Linked DNA regions of Homo sapiens: regions 1 and 2 are each linked to region 3. Evidence: chromatin loops called from intact Hi-C (ENCODE). Cell type or tissue: sigmoid colon. All regions are shown on one strand. Each heading gives the region's core, and the rest is flanking DNA. Links, peaks and the distances in the headings are about the cores only. Region 1 overlaps CDIN1 (CDAN1 interacting nuclease 1). Region 2 overlaps CDIN1 (CDAN1 interacting nuclease 1). Region 3 has its middle 22 kb from the start of MEIS2.

Region 1 (6,043 bases), core at 531-5,530, 530 kb before region 3:
TTCAGATTCAGTGACTTATAAAGCAAGCCGGTGTTGGATCGAGATTGCAGTTAGAGATAATTTGGTCAAATCTGTTAATGTTGCAGATGCAGAGGGAGGAGTCCTACCCAGTGATTTGACCAAAGTTCCATATCTGGATGCAAAACTCTCCATTCATGCTTTTAAATTAGAGAACAGACTCCCATCCCTCTAGGGGCCAGGCAAGTATCAACAACAAGTGAATGAATGAAGCTGACCTGGTTGGTTTTGCAGCTAGGTGAAAGTACAGTTGTGTGTACCAACAAGGCAGTGGCCACTTTATGCCAGCCATCCAGTGCCATGCAGGAATGTGGGCCTGGTGCTGCCAGGCCTTCTACTCTTTAGAAAGCAGCTCTAGATCTGATTTTTTTTTTTAAGAAAAAATAAAATATCCTGAGTTTTAAATGTTGTCAATTTGTTTGAATTTTTAAAGCACTGTGTGGGCCAACATTTTCCTGGCCAAACAGAACAAGTCTGTGGGCTGAATTTGGCCTACAGCCAGTGGATGCTGGTGCTCTTTCCAGCTTGTGAGAGCTGATGGTGAGCATCTTTTCCAGACTCTACAAACCGCGACCTCACATTGGTAGCTTAAAATTCATCCACAGTAGGAGTATTTACACCACAGAAATTGGCAAATGGTACAACCTGGGCTTGCCCCTTCTCCAGCCCTACCACCCCTCACTACCAAAGGCAGTTGTTAAGCCTCACACACCACTGCATTCTATCGCCAGTCTGAGACTTTTGTACCTTATGGCTCCAAGGGATGTCTTTCATAGATGTTTTTACACCCCCTTTGTTCTGATTTTTGTAGCCTTTTTTCTGAAAGAGACTCACACTACTACCATGTGTAACTCGTTCATTCTTATAAGATTTTTGTCATTGTTGGGTTGTTGGGCTTTCTCCTTATGTTTCCCTTACTATAGTTAGCATGGGAGCTGGAATTATAGTCTTGGGCCTTAGGAGGAGTACCTAGTATATTGTAAGTATTATGGTACATTCATAATGGACATTTGATTGAACTTGCCTAAAGAATGCTGCTTGATTTTTTTTTTTAAAGCCATATATACATGTCTCATTTAGAAAAGTGAATCCTTTTTAAAATTGATTAATTAGCTAAGTTTAGGGACATTACAGTGATTCTTTCCTTTCTGTTGGAATTTAGAAATGCTCTAGTGGTACACCCGAGGGTTTATCATGTCAGAAATTATTTCTAGAAAAACTCAAGCTCAGATGTTACATTTTCATTTGGTAGTTATTCCAGTATAAAAACAGAGGGAAGATACCTAATTGGTAAGTTTCTTCAGTTTTTGGTGCCTTAGAGTCCTTATTTATAAAATGGAATTGTTATGAACTTGAAATAAGATAATACATATAAAATGATTAGCACGGTTCCTGATACTACACTGGTTGCTACTGCGGTTATATTATTGGAACCATTACTTAATCATGGTTGCTTGTTGCAGTGGTATTTATGGTTATGATAGTTAGACTCAGCATATTAGAACTGAAAATATTTTGCCTAAAACCACCCCTTTCCAAGTATTTTCTTGTCTACTTTTCTCAAATGCAACCACTCATATCTGGAAGCTGTTTTACTGTTTTGTCTCAACTTAGTAAGAAGGGGGTTATGCATTTATGAAAGATACTTGAGTGAGTACCAGGTTTAGAGTCAGGGTTTCTCTATCAGGTAGTAGCTTGACTCCAGTAAATATGTAAGTTCAGGTGTAAGTCTTCCAGGGCAAGGAGATTTTATAGGATACCCTAGATCATCACGTCAGTGTGAACATTGATTTAGTGTTCAATATAGGTATTAATCAAATTTGAAGAATGAAAGTTTTTATTTTGTTGTTATTATTATTGTTATTTTTTGAAATGGAGTCTCGCTCTCACTGAGGCTGGAGTGCAGTGGCGTGATCTCGGCTCACTGCAGACTCCACCTCCTGGGTTCACAGCATTCTCCTGCCTCAGCCTCCTGAGTAGCTGTGACTACAGGCGCCCGCCACCACGACCGGCTAATTTTTTTGTATTTTTGGTAGAGACAGGGTTTCACTGTGTTAGCCAGGATGGTCTCGATCTCCTGACCTTGTGATCTGCCTGCCTCGGCCTCCCAAAGTGCTGGGATTACAGGCTTGAGCCACCGCGCCTGGCTGAATGAGAGTTTTTAAAATGATCTGAAACCATTCATCATACTAACATACTGATTGTGAAAAGACCTTGTGGTAAACACAAAGAAGTTGCATAAACTCTTAAAAAGAATGGATTGATTATTCCTTAAGACTTTGGTTTTACTAATTACGATGTATTCTAGAATGGTGCCTTCAAAGTTTTCTTTTAATTTATCTTATTTTTGCAGTTCTGCTAATCACATAATTGTAATAGTAATGAATTGGGCAAGACAGTAATTTTTCTCCTTTAGTTTTCATTGTATCATAGAGCCTATCTTCCTCTAGGTTCTAGATCAAAGAGAGGGTTTCAGGTTTAGACCTACTTCAGTTAAACTGCTTAGGCCAGATTTGAATAAAAGTATTAAAACAGGTGAGATGTTTTTGCATTAAAAAAAATACCATTCAAAAATTTGAGTGACACTTTGAAAAAAAGTTGCCTATTCCCAAAGACTATGGAAGCAAAAGCATAATTATGCTATAGATTATATTTTAGGGACAATTATTTGCCATATAACTCTTCTGAAGCATGGAAACAAGACTTGGTTAGTTGTATTTCCTCTGTTAGAGGTGTGTAAGGAGTCTAGATTTGGTTCATAGTCATGAAAAATATTTTATTCATGTGATAGCTTTTTGGACGATTGTATTCTGCACTGTATTACAATGGCACAATAAATTGCTGAATATACTGTCTGCTGAATATGACTTTACCATGAAAAATTTGATGCATGGAGAAGGAAAGGTTGGAATATATCAACCTTTTCTGACAAGGGACTTTGAATTTTGACCTAATACAGATGACCTTTGTGCGCAATAAAAATGAGCTTAATCTTGAGGTTAAGGTTGAGGTGAATGGCAGGACAGTGTGGTGGAGCTTACACTGACTGGAGGTGTATTGGTGCCTATGTGGCTATTGGCTAAATGGGAGTCCGGCACTTAAAATTTTTTTTTTTTAGCATTTCAAGAAGCTTATTTATAGCAAGTTGTTTGGCTCTTTAATACCACCCCATTTCCTCAAAGCTCAGCTTTCTGTTTAGTTGTGGTAAGTTCATCTGTTTTTATGAAGTTTACTGTTTCTGAGTAAAAGGTATGACTGTGCTTTTATTTATTTTCTGTTCCATAGATAAGCTATAGAGAAAAAAATGTTCTTATGGCTTATGGAAAAGACAACTGACATATGTAACCTTGGAACTGAAAATAAATGTTCTTTTAAGAAGATTTTTTTCTTTGACAAGTTGAACTTTTGTCATCTAACTTTGGAACTGTCAGGAGAATTTTTAAGCAGTTTGTGCCTTTATCTAGATTATAATTAAGAGAATGTGTGGGAATTATTGTCTTGAAAGGCTTAGATGATTTACAGAATGGCTATTGCCTTGGAAGTTCCTTTGAAGTGCATTGGCTAATACACTTACATTATAATATAATATAATATAATATAATATAATATAATATAATATAATATAAAATAATATGATGATATAATGTATTTTTAAGGTTTTGCCCACTGTACCTAGAAGGAAAATTGTTTTAAAACATGAATTTCTCTATCAAATATTTTATTTTCAAATACCTCCACTGATTTGTCATAAAAGAAATTACACCTTAGTGAACATCAGGAAAAAACCTGCTCATGTTATAGTACCTGAACACCTATTGAATAGTCTGCCCTAATAATTGGTTGAAACAACAAATAGTTGAGGAGAGTGCCAGAGAGTCTAATGGAAAGAACTTCTACTCTTTTAATCGAGCCTGCAAAATATATTCCCTGGGACTGATCAGCTCTGAAGCACTGAGGTTTGATGATTGGAATGGCAGGAAACCATGCTTTCAGGACATAACGAATTGACGAGGCCATCCATCATTTGTTAGCATACGCTGAAAACGTGGGCTATGTGTGCAGAGGCCTGTGATTTAGTAAATACTTGGGAGATGAATAGAGCTTACACACAAGGGAAGATATTGCTGTCCTTCAGCAGCCTGAGACCCAGGCGCCTGCTGAGAAGGCCATCTGACGGCATATCATCAGTAACTGGCCTGTCACAGTCAGCGGTGCCCACCGACCATTGCCAGTATATTAAATGCATTTTTAATATCTGCTTCAGTAGATTTAATGAAGAAAATTTAGTTTCCATACTCCGAGCACTGCTTCCTCAAGTATTCTAAAGAATGAACTCCTTGCCTACACAAAAAAGAGGGAAGACCATGCTGGCAGCTAGGAGAGTTGATTGAAAAGGAAACTCAAACAAAATAATTGCTAACAAAAAATATATTTAGTAGAGTCAGTATCTTGTTGATGTGAAAAAAAAAAGCTCATTTTTTTTTTTTAAAGAAGTTTTGGATTAAATTTTTAGCCCCTAATTCCCTTTTCTCACAAGCCCTCTCCCTAGGAGGATTCGACCTGCTGGCAAAGGAATATAAACCTACTGCTCTGAAAGGAAATATTAGAGGGGGAATATTATGGTTTGGCATAATTTGCCAAATTTATGGATAGAAAGACTCCATTTTAAATTACTTTGTGTTTTGGTATACTACTGTTGATTCTTAGGATTTTTGCATGAAGATATAAAGTGGAGTTTTTCTTAGTTACTTCCAAATTTTTGAATATTGAACTTTACTTGTAAACTTATTAATTAAGGTAGTAATTTTTGCCTGGTATGCAGAACAGTTCAAAATGAATGTAAAAAAAATTAGTTGCCAACTTGATATAAAGTGCTCTTATGTATTTCTTATGCTGTAATGTTTCTTTAAAAATTATAATTTTTAAATGTTCTATTTTCAAATTCAGGCAAAGTGTGTAGATTCATTCTTTTAAATGAGTTTCAATGCTGACATTATTTACTACAAAACAGCAAGACAACCAATTAGATGTAGTTGCAAACATGCACTATAAACCCCTCTTTAAAAAAAACAAAAAACAAAAAACAACAACAACAAAAAAAACCCAGAATATGCTCTCATGTTCACAGAAGAAGAAGCTACAGAATGGGACCTATAAATCTGATTCCTGCATGTGTCAAAACAGTAATGTATTAAATGCATATTATTATAAAAATTTAAGACATGTCTTAAACACACTTACATTTTTATAACACGTGGCAATATTAAATAATACCTTTCCTTGTTAGCATCTGTTTGCCGTCATTGTTGGCAAGACCTATGATTTATTGCTTAAATTAATGACCAAGACCATTTTGGACCTGATATATGCCCCTAAGCTTATTACATCACTAAATAAAATAAAATGTATGTGCCTATGACAGAGTTATTTTTATAATTGTTTATCCCTTTAAGTGCCCTATTCGGTGATTCACTGAAAGGTTCATAATGGTTGGCTTGTAACCAGAAAATAATCTCAGAAAGGTAAAATACATTGCTTGTTTGGAAATAAAATGCCAGAGTGATGGTGATGATAGGGGTCCCAGCAAGAATTTGCAATGCTCAAACTCTTTCTTTTCTCAATGCTCTCAGTGACCTCTTACTGAATTTTTTGATACACAACCTCTCTACCACCATCCCAACTCTTAAAGCTATCTGTTAATGCTGGCACTCACTTTCATATAAACCCTGCATTATGGCTAAAGTGGTTTTTTGCTCAGACATAAAGCTGTAAGGGTTAAATTATTCTGTACTTAGGATTTTCCAGGTACCATTATCACCATGCATTAAACTGAGCAAGATTATTTTCCTATTTTTCGTTCTTTTCTTTTGGGAGATTGGAACTTTACTATTTTTTATATTGAACTGTATTTGACTTCATCGTCTTTATCTTTCCTTTCTGACGGTGCAGTATGATAGAACCTTCAGTATTTTTACAATAACCTGTTATTCATCTAAAGTCACTCTGCTGCCTGACTTGCAATACA
Region 2 (6,043 bases), core at 413-5,412, 320 kb before region 3:
TCTACCTCATACGTTCACTTAGACCCGTTGCTTCCCTCAGTTTTCCTCATAACTTATTCCAGCTGTTTATTTCCATTTATATGAACAAGCTGTGGCAGTGTTCTGGATTTACTCCTCTTCCCTCATGTTTAGATTCTGCCCCATAACTTCTGAACCCCTTCACAGCGTGAGACATTTCTCTTCTCTGAACTTTATGTAGTGATTCTGTAATTCTCATTCCCTAGCTTACTTCCACCTGTTTGTCAAAGGTTTAAAATATGCTCCCTCAAAAGTAATTATTTTCATTTCTTTTGCCAGAATTATGGGTTGCTTTTCCATCTACTTCCTAAATGTGGTGATACTTAAATTGAAATAAGTAGCCAGATAAACTTTTTAGCGTGAAACTATTGACATCAAACTTAGAGTTATTCCCTGTGTAGATAGGTGGATCCCAACTCATATACTGGGGTTTTGATCAGTTGCCTTGCTTCTGGACCCCTGCTTGCCTATCACCTATCCAGGTGTAGTAAATATTTTTCAGAGTCAAATGACTGTTATAGAATGCTATATAAACACAAGGTATAATGAGACAGTAAAGCATAGTAGTTACAAGGGTAAGCCATAGAGCCAGGCGGCTTGGGTTCGAAACCTGGCCCTTTTTGGGCCCCAGTTTCTTCATCTGTAAAATGAGGATAGTCATAGTGCCCTCCTCATAGGGTGGCAGTGAGTACCAAATTAGTCTGTACATGTAAAAGTTCTTGAAACACTGCCTGCTCAGTAAATATTAGTTACCTCTTTGTTGTTGATTATTGAGATCTTATATTATTTTATATGTACTTAGCATCTTTATAGACATAATGATTGGTCAAGGGCTCCCTGAAATCTGTGGAGATCTAGAAGCTCAGCTGGCTTCAGGAAACCAACGAGGGGTTATTGGGGTTAATTTAGCAAGATGATATCTAATAGTATGATTCGAAACCTCTAAATTCCTTCATCTGCCTTTCTTTTCAACAGTCTCTGAAGAGGATGCCTTGAGGAAAAGTATAACAATAGGAAGTTAATAATCTTCTCCATTCTCCATAAGTAAAGATGCCTCATCCTAGTAATTCCTGAATTATAGGATAGTGTTAGAGGCGTGGCAAGGAAAGGGGAGTATTTAGTTTTATACTTTAAAAAAAAAGAGTAAGCAAGTTCTTCCTGAATTTGGGGAGCCAAATTTTCTGTCTGAACCACTGAGTTTCTCAGAGAGTTACAGGAAACCTTGAACAGAAAGATACTTATATCATATTCTGTCCAACATTCGCAATCTGGAATCCTCAGGGCTTATCTGAGGATAGCTAGATTTTTCTCCAAAACTAAGAATTTACTCACTGAAGTACCATTTTTAAAACATTCTTGGTGATAATCTTTTAAAAATACATTAACAGCTTTCACTGCCTTTTTTAAAACTGAACAAAATGTAAGCAGCATTTGTGTTTCCTGCACTGTCCTCAACACCTGTTGAGATCGACAAAGCCTGCTAGCCCCAACACCAAACAGCCAGGGACTCTCACAGTTGGGGCATTTTTATGTCTCTCTTCACTGCTTGCCAGCAGGAATTCACCTTGACTGACAAAGTGTTCTCCCTGTAACCAACTCCTTCAAATATGCAGCTTCAGGAACCCAATAACCAAGTTTACCAAAACAATAGAACTGGAGAAAATATGGAGAATTCTTTATTTTATGTAACCTTAGCATCCTAGATATGCAGCAAGGAGGAGTATTGCTGTATAGTGCAAGTTAGGAGCTAAGAAGCTCAGTTGGTATACCTGGCACTGATCCTCGGCATCAGAAAGTGACAGAGAACAGTGGGGACTGTGGCAGTCCCGCGAACCTAGGTTATATCTGAAGGGGGCAGCTGTTACTTATCTTCAGTTGCTTGTTGCCAGATTGATTAGTTTCTCAAAAAAAGCTAAATATGCAGGATTTTGTGTAAACATTCCCAATTTGTATGCATTGGTTCAATTTTTTAAAATTAATGAAAGCCCAGCCTTGATTTAACAGATCTACTGATGTCACTATTTTGCAAGGCCGCTCACTCCATGTTTTTGAAAGTTTCAGTTATACAAAAAATTTTATTTGTGTGGAATCAAAATCTAATTCTTGGCTACTTTCAAGCATTGTCCTAAGTCTGCACTTGAGAGCTACAGCACGAATCAAATCCTTCCTCCATAAGAGCACTCTCAAAATCAGAACATGATGAGTGTGTTAGTGAACCTTGACTGTTCATTTCTAAATCAGACATACTCTTATTCTAACCATTCCTCAAATATCCTAGGATTCTCCTTTGGTTGACTTTCAAACTGGAGACATGCCCTTAAAATATGACACCAGAACTCTCCAAAATGCCCTAGGTGTGGCTTAACCATTGCAAAGGACATTGACTCTCTTTTTCTGGTTAAAGTCTAACATTCTATCACCCTGTTTAGTAAACCGATCACTACCTCATAGTGAGTGCATCACAAACTGCCTTGGTTCTAAAACTGGTTCCTCCACTTTTTAGCTGTGAGACCTTAGGCAATCTACTTAATTGTTCTATGCCTTGGTTTTTTTACTTGTAGAACAGGGATAATAATTGTACCAACCTCATGGAGTTGGCATACAAATTAAGTGGTTCGATATATATAAAGTGCTTCTATATATATTAAAGTGCTTAGAACAGTGTTGGGCACATAGTAAGTGGGGTGAAAGTGTTAATAATGAACATTGTTGTAACTATATTATTTTCACTATAACCTGTAAGTATGCCACTAGTGTGCTCACTCTGGTCATTAATAAAATTGCCATGCCGAGGCAATGGCTGACCCCTGCCTGCACCCCTGTCTCTAGACTCGCACTGATTCAATAACCAATGCAAAGCTGTCTGATCATCTTAGTGCTAACCCTGTATTGCCCATCTTGTCCTTGAGGGTATCTTTCATGTACCAGGCACTGTGTTAGGCATGGAGGTCATGAATACAAATAAAACCTGGTCTTTACCCTCAACAGGGTCCCAATATAACAGACAAATGGTGAAACAGAGGGATACTCACTAGGAAACAGGTATGCACAGAAGGGCCAGCTTTAGTTCCATCGTCTCTGATTGAATTTCTCTAAATACCCTAAAATGAAATGAAACCAGAGAATCACTTTTTTTTTTTTTTTTTTTTCAGAGTCTTGCTCTGTCACCCAGGCTGGAGTGCAGTAGTGCAGTCTCAGCTCACTGCAACCTCCGTCTCCTGGGTTCAAGAGATTCTCCCACCACAGCCTCTAGAGTAGCTAGGACTACAGGCGAGCACCACCACGCCTGGCTAATTTTTTTATATCTTTAGTGGAGACGGGGTTTCACCATGTTGGCCAGGCTGGTCTCAAACTCCTGACCTCAAGTGATTGGCCTGCCTCAGCCTCCCAAAGTGCTGGGATTACAGGTGTGAGTCACTGTCCCCAGCCGAGAAACACATTTTGAACATATTTATAAGGGGTCATTACTTATGAAAAACCTCATCTTTCTTGCCTTCATGGTCTGTGATGGCTCTTGGCTTTCACCTCCCATTTTTTCAAGGCGTATTTGTTGTTTTTGCTAATTTGGTGATATTTTATTTGCAAGCAAAATTACTTATTCAAACGTCATTCACATTCTAGTCGCTGCTTCCCAGGAGTCTTTAAAATCCATTGGGGGTCTTGGATCTTATTACTTGACCATGAGTATAGCAACCATAAAATTATAGTCAACTTTAAAAAGTGTTTCCAGAATCAATTCAGATGTCCGTGGACACCCATTCCTGAGGGTCTCCCAGCTGGCAGGGAGGGCTGCAATCTCAGTAGCAGACCAACCTCTGCTGTGCATATCTCCTCAGACCCAAGGACTCTCTTTTCTTTTCAATGTTGTTAACAAAGTCTCTTTGATTTTTATTGGTCACAAAGGTTGTATTTGCCTTCCCAGTGATCTCATTTTTGTCTAGTGGTGCCACAGTAAATAAGAATAGGCATCAAAAAGAGGAAATGGTTCAACCCAAAAGTCTGCATTTGACCTAAATAAAAATTTTCTAGGGTCCTATTTTACACCTCTTCTACCATTTTTGATTGCTTGATATTTCAAATTAGCAACCAAAACTTCCCCTCCTGTTACTTCAGATAACCCAGAAATTGATTATATAAAGTTGCTTAATGTGGTCAGCCTCTTCATAAACAGGTAGGTTGCTGAAAGATTATCTCGTCAGCATCTGATAATCTCTGGATCCTGAGCTGTTGAAGAAGGCTCAGAAATGCACTAAAGTAGGTGCTGGGAATAAGGCCAGATCTTGTTCTGCCATTAAATTTCCAAACTTGTCACCCTCTAAAGTCCTTACTGCTTTTGTCACCCAAAGACCACATAATTTGAAAGCGTATCAATCTCTATTTACAAAGGGACATTGTGTTTCCTCATTCTTAATTAATTAGAGACATATTGTCAATCAGAGGTTTTGAGCTACATTGACAGAGGTAATGTTACCTAACCTAAACATAGTTCCATAAGAAACACAAAACTTAGGTAGACAGTAGAGTCTTATTAATGAATCCTACTCAAAATGTTCATAGATCTGTGTTGGTATCTTTAGGGAATCCTGGTTGTGAACCACTGCATGAAATGTTCAGGTTCACAATCTTGCAAAACCTTTTTGAGTTGCAGGAATATCTGTTGCCTCACAAGTGAAACAAGTCCATTTTCTTGAGCACTGAGGTGTTCCCCAGCCTGGCTTTTCTGCCTAGAAAATGCCATTTTCGTAAAGAGCTGTCATGCTTCGTGTCCTTTGGCTTATGATTTAGCTGTTCAAAGAAAGTGCAGGCTGCTCTCACTTGCTCAGTGCTGGTGATATGTGTTTTTGTTTATTAAATCTTTAAAATACTGGGCTTGTTTTTTATGACCTCCATATATTCTTTTGTTCTTCTCTGTGACTTGTTAGATCACAGTTTTTTTCTTCCTTTGTGAAAATATTAGCACCTTTCTGAAGAACATCATGGTCTCCAGAATGGCTGTATAATAAAATGGAAGAATGTGTTGAGCTTAATGTTAGATCTGTCAAGGCCGTGACTCAGGGGTGCTTCACTGATGGGAAGGTTTGTGGCTTCTCAGACATGGTCCACAGAATCACAAATCTTTCTGTTCTTGCCAGACTTGTTTTGACAAATCTGAGATCATTTGACACTAATCATAGAGCTCTTTGTAAAATAAAGGTACCAATGGTTTATGTTCCAATTACAGACAAGTGTTTGTGATTAAAAGTTACTAAGAAACCCTCGGTTAAATGGAAGCAAGTTCTTCTGCAGGTGTGAGCTTCGTCTTGTATGCATTTGAGCCTGGGGACCCACACACCTGTGCACAGGTAGCCTAATTCTACTGACCCCAAAGGAATCTCTTCTTTGGGGATGCTGAGGAAGAAGAGAACATCTGCAGCTGATAAATCTCAGTGGGCCTGGTGCTCCAAGGCTTCTAATTATACCCAGTTCCTACATCTTCTAGAACAAGATCAAGTGATGAGCTGCCATCTCATGGTTCTGTACCTGCACAGAGGGGAATCCCAAAGTTTTAAATAATCTTGAATACAACTTGGCTACCCCACTAATGTGGATCCCCAAATAAACCAGGCCGTGACATCCAATTGAACTTGTCCCTGTGCATACAGTATCTCGCAGCCCATCCTGTATTGTTAGTTTTGGCAAGTACACTACAGCATATAATAAATCATGGAAGGCAAAAGCTTTTTGGCCTAGCATGGTTCAGCCTGCTGTAATGTTAGAATACAGAAAGCAGTTCTGTTTTTAGACATGCTTTTACTAACCCAACATTCATAATTTATTATTTCACTGTAAAATTCCTGCAACACTACACCAAAAGTAGTGCTGCCCTTTAATTAAGTGCCCTCGGTAGGAAAAACGTGAAACTGATGTGCAAAACATCTCTCTGTGTGCAGTGATTGATAGTGATTACATCTTTATGAACCCAGCCTAAAGGTCTCAACTTCCTGATGGGTGAAGTAGTCCATAGGGCCACTTCCTGAGTCTGCCT
Region 3 (6,043 bases), core at 501-5,500:
GCCGAGGCGGGCGGATCATGAGGTCAAGAGATCGAGACCATCCTGGCTAAAACGGTGAAACCCTGTCTCTACTAAAAATACAAAAAATTAGTTGGGCATGGTGGCGGGCGCCTGTAGTCCCAGCTACTCGGGAGGCTGAGGCAGGAGAATGGCGTGAACCCGGGAGGCGGAGCTTGAGGTGAGCGGAGATCGTGCCACTGCACTCCAGCCTGGGTGACAGAGCGAGACCCTGTCTCAAACACACACACACACACACACACACACAAATCTTCTTTGCCTAATATTGGTAACATTTGATTGGAGTTAGGGAGAGTTTCCTCCCATTTCTATTCTCTAGATAACTTAATATGTGATTGAAATTATGTTTCTTAAAAATTATGTAAAGTTAACTTTTTTAAAATAATATTGGCCTTCTTTTACAAAAAACGATTCTTAACTACAGATTCAATTTATTTAATTGAATAAAACTAATAAAATAATCACTAGAAATTATTTTATTAGTTTTGGTCTCAGACTCCTGAGCTCAAGTGATCCACCCACCTCGGCTTCCCAAAGTGCTGGGATTACAGGCGTGAGCCACCACACCCAGACAGTGTCATTGAAGTTTTTAAACTTATTGCATACTGGTAGGCAATAAATTTAAATTAGATTCTGCTGTGCTTTTTTTTTCCCCCCACACTTCCTAAGTTGAATCCTTAGGTGGCCCTAACGAATACTAGAAGAAGAGCGAAGATGTCATGGAAAGGATACTTGGATACAATCTCATTTGTCCCTTTCCTGTTGGTCAATAATCCCAGGGACTCTAGATGTTTTTTTCACTTATGATTGGTTTGCAGCTAATTTTGAAATATTTCTGAAAATGAAGTCTAATGAAATCTCTTTAAGGATCCTATTTCAACTGTGAATTAAACAAAAACTTTTAAGTTAGAGATACCCATCCACTGTGGGGAAGTCAGAATTTTTATTTTGAATCAGTTGATTTCTAAATACCAGTTATTATTGTTTTTTACTCTGTGTTTCTGTGTGTGTGAGAGACTATTGTGTGTGAGAGACTATGATTTATGAAATTCACATATATGAGTAAGATTGACAGAGTATGGATTCATGAAAAGTATGTGTTTTAACAGAGTATGGATTCATGAAAAGTATGTGTTTTATGGCATTTGAAATATATGGGCTTTTTGGTACTGGTAGTAGCATTTGGTAGTTCTAGATTTTTGAAAATCTTCTGTAAAAAATCCATAGATTTATAGTTAGCCACGGTGTCTCCATTGTTGGTTTCAAGTATTGATATTTGCTGGACTGCAGGATGGATAGAGGAGCTCCTCCTTCAGTGGGCTATGAATGTCCTCCATGTAACAAGTGCAAGACCACAGTCACAATGGCCCTCAACACCAGTTGATCAAGTCTCAGTTTAGGAGGACCAATAAGAAAACCACATATTTTTGCTACTTTTATTCCAGTTTTCAGCAACACCGAAAAGGACATATTTTAACATGCTGTAAAGAAATCTTCAGCAAAATAGGTAGTGACTTGACCTTCTATATCTTAAAATACATAGTTTTAAAAAATAACCATAAAGCTGAGATATGATAAAGTTAGATTCTCATGAAAATAAGTTAAGCAACAAAGGGTCACCCCACAGGTTAAATTTAGTAATTTATTTACCCATACATCTTTTAAGAGCCACTTTTCCTGAGAGGCATGGTGGTGTAGTAGCAGTGATGCTGGCTAGGGAATCAGATGACTTGCTTCCAAGCAGCGTGACCCTAGGCATGTCTCTGGCATTATCTGTGGCTGGTTCTTTAGATAATATCTAAAGATGTCTCCAGATCTGTGGTTCCATATATTTTAGAGCAATACACAATTACCTGGCTTCTTTTCTCACTGCTTATTCAAAGGAACACTAGAACTATAATCATGAGAGCTCCTGATAAGATTTAAATCATGGATAGCTGGAGGCAGATGGGGTGGGAAGGGGGTAGAGAAAGACCAAACTGATCTGGGACCATGAAAAGTGCATTGTTAGATTTTTAGCTGAGAATTGCTTCTTTTGATCATATAACCTATTATTCAGGTTCCTAAGAGATAAAGCAAACTAGATCTGTCCTTATATAGATAAAAAAAAGAAGCGTAAAGACACCAGCTTATTTTTAGGTTATGTATATCAAATTAAACTGGTCAGCTAGAAATAGGAACAAAAGAATCGTAAACCAAATCATAAAATAAGTTTTACTTAGATTCATGCCATTGGATTAGATGCATGTGTTGCCATTCTACTTTAGGTTGTGATTTTCCAGGACGTGAAGAATGTAAAATTCAGAGTACATTTTGAGCGCTAAAATTCTGTAAACTGCGGATCTGAAATGAGGTTACAAAAGCAAGACAGGGGTGCCCTTGCTTTGAATTCTATTTCTACAAAAGCAAAAAGAGATGGCCGGGCGCGGTGGCTCACACCTGTAATCCCAGCAGTTTAGGAGGCCGAGGTGGGTGGATCACCTGAGGTCAGGAGTTTGAGACCAGCCTGACCAACATGGAGAAACCCCATCTCTACTAAAAATACAAAAAATTAGCCTGGCGTGGCAGTGCCTGCCTGTAATCTCAGCTACTTGGGAGACTGAGGCAGGAGAATTGCTTGAACCCGGGAGGCAGACGTTGTGGTGAGCTGGGATCGTGCCATTGCACTCCAGCCTGGGCAACAAGAGCGAAACTCCATCTCAAAAAAAAAAAAAAAAAAAAAGGCAAAAAGAGCTGCTGGTTATTTAGGAGACTGGAGTAATCTTGGAAGATGTGCTCTGAATCTTTTTTCTATTTTCAGAAAGACAGACACATTGTGGAGATGTGGCTGGGCTACTGACTTAGAAAAGGCAGGAGGAGTTACAACATGTTTATATGCTCCTGTAAACTCCGGCACTGGACTGCTCTTTAGCCTGCCTCCCTGAATCAGTTAGAATGTTTTTGGCTGCAAGTAACAGAAAACCCAATTCTAAGTGGCTTAAGCAATAAGGGAATAAAGTTATGCCATTGGCAAGAGGTGGGGCAAGCTCCATCTCTCATTCCCTTCAATTTTCTTGGCTCTGCCATCTTATGTGTATCAGCTTTATCCTCAGGCTGGCAGCCAGATGGCTGCAGCAGCTCTGAGCCTCTTATCTTCCCACAACCACACTGAGAGGAAGAGTGCCTGTTTCTCTTTCTCTGGATGCTGTTGTGGGAAGATGTGTGAAAAAAAAATTGAGAAGACCCCAGCAAACTTTCCCTCATACCTCATTTGAATGACTTTTTGGAAGGCTTAACCATGGATCCTGAGCCAATCATTGATTAGACCTAGCCCTAGAGTTGGGAACAAATGCTTTAACTGTTATGCTGATATACAGTGGAGGAAATACGGAATAGATTTTGAGAAGACAAAGTTTGCTTACTTTAAAGTATAATTGATGAGAAACTAGGTACAACTCTGGCAAAAATTGGGCTATGGAAATAGCAGCTCCATATTGAGTATTGTCTAACTGCCAGCTAGTATGCTGAGCATTGCATTTGAATAATCTCATTTAATTCTCATAACAATATGAAGTAGGCACAATCATTATTAGTGGGACATCCCTGTTTCCTAGATGAGGAAATTAAGGTTCTTAGGGATTCAGGAAATTTACTATGGTTTACAAAGCAAGTTAGTAGTAGGATTAAGGAACATAATGCTAAAACCCTTGTTCCTAAGAGTTTTCTATCTCCCAGGGAGGAGTCCTCTGATTCATGGGTCAAAAATCAGCATGTAACAAATTGGTTAGTTACGTGCATAAAAATAGCATCCTGTAAAGGGGTTTACCTGATAGATAGCTTTGGGTAGCATACTATGGGGCCCAGTGAATCTGTGATGTTTGGTTTTCAAAATTGAGGAAATAATAATGATATCAACAGTCATGAAGAAAATGATAAATTTGGGAAAACATGAACTCTTTTAGACAGAGTATGTTTGTTTAAACACATCAATAATAAAATATGACAGCAAAACGTTTTTGTTTAAAATAAAAATATTTGCTTTCTAAATAAAAAATAACTACAAAAAGGTTAGATAGCAATTTAGTAGCATTTGGAAGGAGATCATATCACCTGACGGATTATCTACAATTGAGCTATTATGAGAAATTTGTAAAAAAGAAACATGTTGTTGGCTAGATGGGATGAACTGGGACCTGTGTTTATTTTTTTGTGTAGAATAATTTAGTAAATTTTGGGACAACTTTATCATGCAATGGAAGGCAATAGGTGACCAGTGATTTCTCTACAGCTTAAAACAAAGTTTAAAAATTGAGCATGAAGAAAAGTAAGGAAATCTGCAACTATCGTATTGTAAATGCCATGAAGTATTTTTCTATTTTAGCTGCTGGCATGAAACATAAATATTTGAAAAAATTTTTTGGCAAGGTAGGGCAGTTAATTGTTTGGATTTTCTTGGAAATCACAGTTGAGTCCAGAAATCAATTACAAAAGTGGTGTGCTTTGCTCCATTTTTTTTTTTATAACAACACTTTTCATTTGTTTCTGAACAGGTTTTGCAAGAAATCCATTCTATAGGCAGATGGCTCCCTGCTCTGCTGTTTTGGAGCTTCAATCACTAGTGACATGCCTGCAATCCACAAAGTCCTGGGTGTCTCCTTTAGCTATCATCATCTGAAAGACATCTAAAAGGGTTTTTTAGTGCTTGAGAGAATTAGGTTTCATTTCTGGCATTCCACAATGTAAGTGGAAAAGTTGATCCACACTGACATGAAGGGCTCAATTCTGCATGAACTTTTTGTTTTTCCACCAGAAATAATCCTTTCCTTTTTTTCTTTTTTTGTGTAAGGCTCAAGTTCATTTAAAACTTGTTGACTCTTTCCTAGAGACATATAGCTGAGCAAACTAAATCCGTCCCACTGAAACTGACATCTATTAGCAAAAGGATGATTATTTTTAATACTAGAGACATGTTTACAGAATGACTGAACTTGCTAAGCGGCAAAATACAGAGTGCACTGAGACCAAGAAAAGTCAATCATCAACCACTCCTGTTGTTTTAAAATAGACTTAATATGCTTTTAAAAGAGTATTATTTCAATAAAATAATCCACAAATAAATACAAAACAAAAGGGCAAATGTAGAGACATATTGCAAGTAAGCATGCATACCAAAAAGGTAAGTGCAAATTAGATTTGAATATTCATGAGTCACAAATCATTGACAGTTTGAAATAATGCAAAACAGCTTTATAAATGAGGTTAAGGCAAGGGACATCAAAGAAATGCATCGTTAAATCAATAGCAGTTTGTGCATATACTTGTAAATTGCGGTTACAAGTTTTGTGACATGGGAGAAAAAATACTGTGTATCTGATGGAGGAAGACACATAAATATTCCTTTTGTATATTGTATTTTTGCAATTCGTCATGTACTTGGAGCCCAGCCAGGTAGAGAGTGGTTGGACATCATATTCCCTCACCAAGACAGAGTTTTCTTTTCAGAGACAGAGTGTCAGGCCTATGCCTGAAGAGCGCTTGCTTGCTCTGCTAAACAATTCAACATGCAGTGACTTCTGTAGAGTTGCTTTCCAAAATAAAGATTAGCATCTAGCACACATGACTTTAGAGGCTGGTCAACTTTAAATCTCTTCACAGTAAAATAACTTCAATTGTAGAGCATACTGTCTAGTGGTTGTTTTCCTATTTGGCAGGGAGCAGATGAATTCAAAGTATAAGAACAATTTGTAAAAATACTTTGGAATGATTAGAGATGTGTAGCCATTACTTTTAAAGGCAAAAACTGCAACTTTGCACCAACCTAATACCTTATAGGTAACCTTGTAATTTAAATAAAAACATTTTTATTTTTGTTCAGCAAGTAACTATTAATTTGATGCAGATCTTTTTTGTACCAGTGGCTTTTTGGTGTGTGTGTATGTGTGTGTGTGTGTGTGCATGCACGCGTTGCATACGCATGCAGTGTGCGTAAGAAGAGTTGTTTGAAATGATAGGACTTACAGATCAAAAACTTGTTTAGGACTTACCT

The links. Hi-C counts contacts between places; a loop is a spot of excess contacts. Peaks named below come from ENCODE experiments on the same cell type or tissue, not always from the same donor. Only the 100,000 strongest peaks of a DNase experiment are listed, where the experiment ranks them.
Region 1: it touches region 3 in a loop (2.1-fold over the local background); 3 of 110 quality-filtered maps call a loop at or near these places.
Region 2: it touches region 3 in a loop (2.5-fold over the local background); 3 of 110 quality-filtered maps call a loop at or near these places.

Annotation. Positions count from the first base shown.
Region 1 is chr15:36,591,697-36,597,739 of GRCh38, forward strand. All of the region lies in intron 1 of CDIN1 (CDAN1 interacting nuclease 1), which reads left to right. Among named protein-coding and RNA genes, the nearest start is that of CDIN1, 15 kb to the left of the region's middle. In sigmoid colon, for the core only: no CTCF peak of the experiment used is centred there; no DNase peak of the experiment used is centred there.
Region 2 is chr15:36,801,528-36,807,570 of GRCh38, forward strand. All of the region lies in intron 10 of CDIN1 (CDAN1 interacting nuclease 1), which reads left to right. It also overlaps the pseudogene CSNK1A1P1. Among named protein-coding and RNA genes, the nearest start is that of MIR8063, 170 kb to the right of the region's middle. In sigmoid colon, for the core only: no CTCF peak of the experiment used is centred there; no DNase peak of the experiment used is centred there.
Region 3 is chr15:37,119,875-37,125,917 of GRCh38, forward strand. No RefSeq gene overlaps it. Among named protein-coding and RNA genes, the nearest start is that of MEIS2, 22 kb to the left of the region's middle. In sigmoid colon, for the core only: no CTCF peak of the experiment used is centred there; a DNase peak (open chromatin) is centred at 3,037.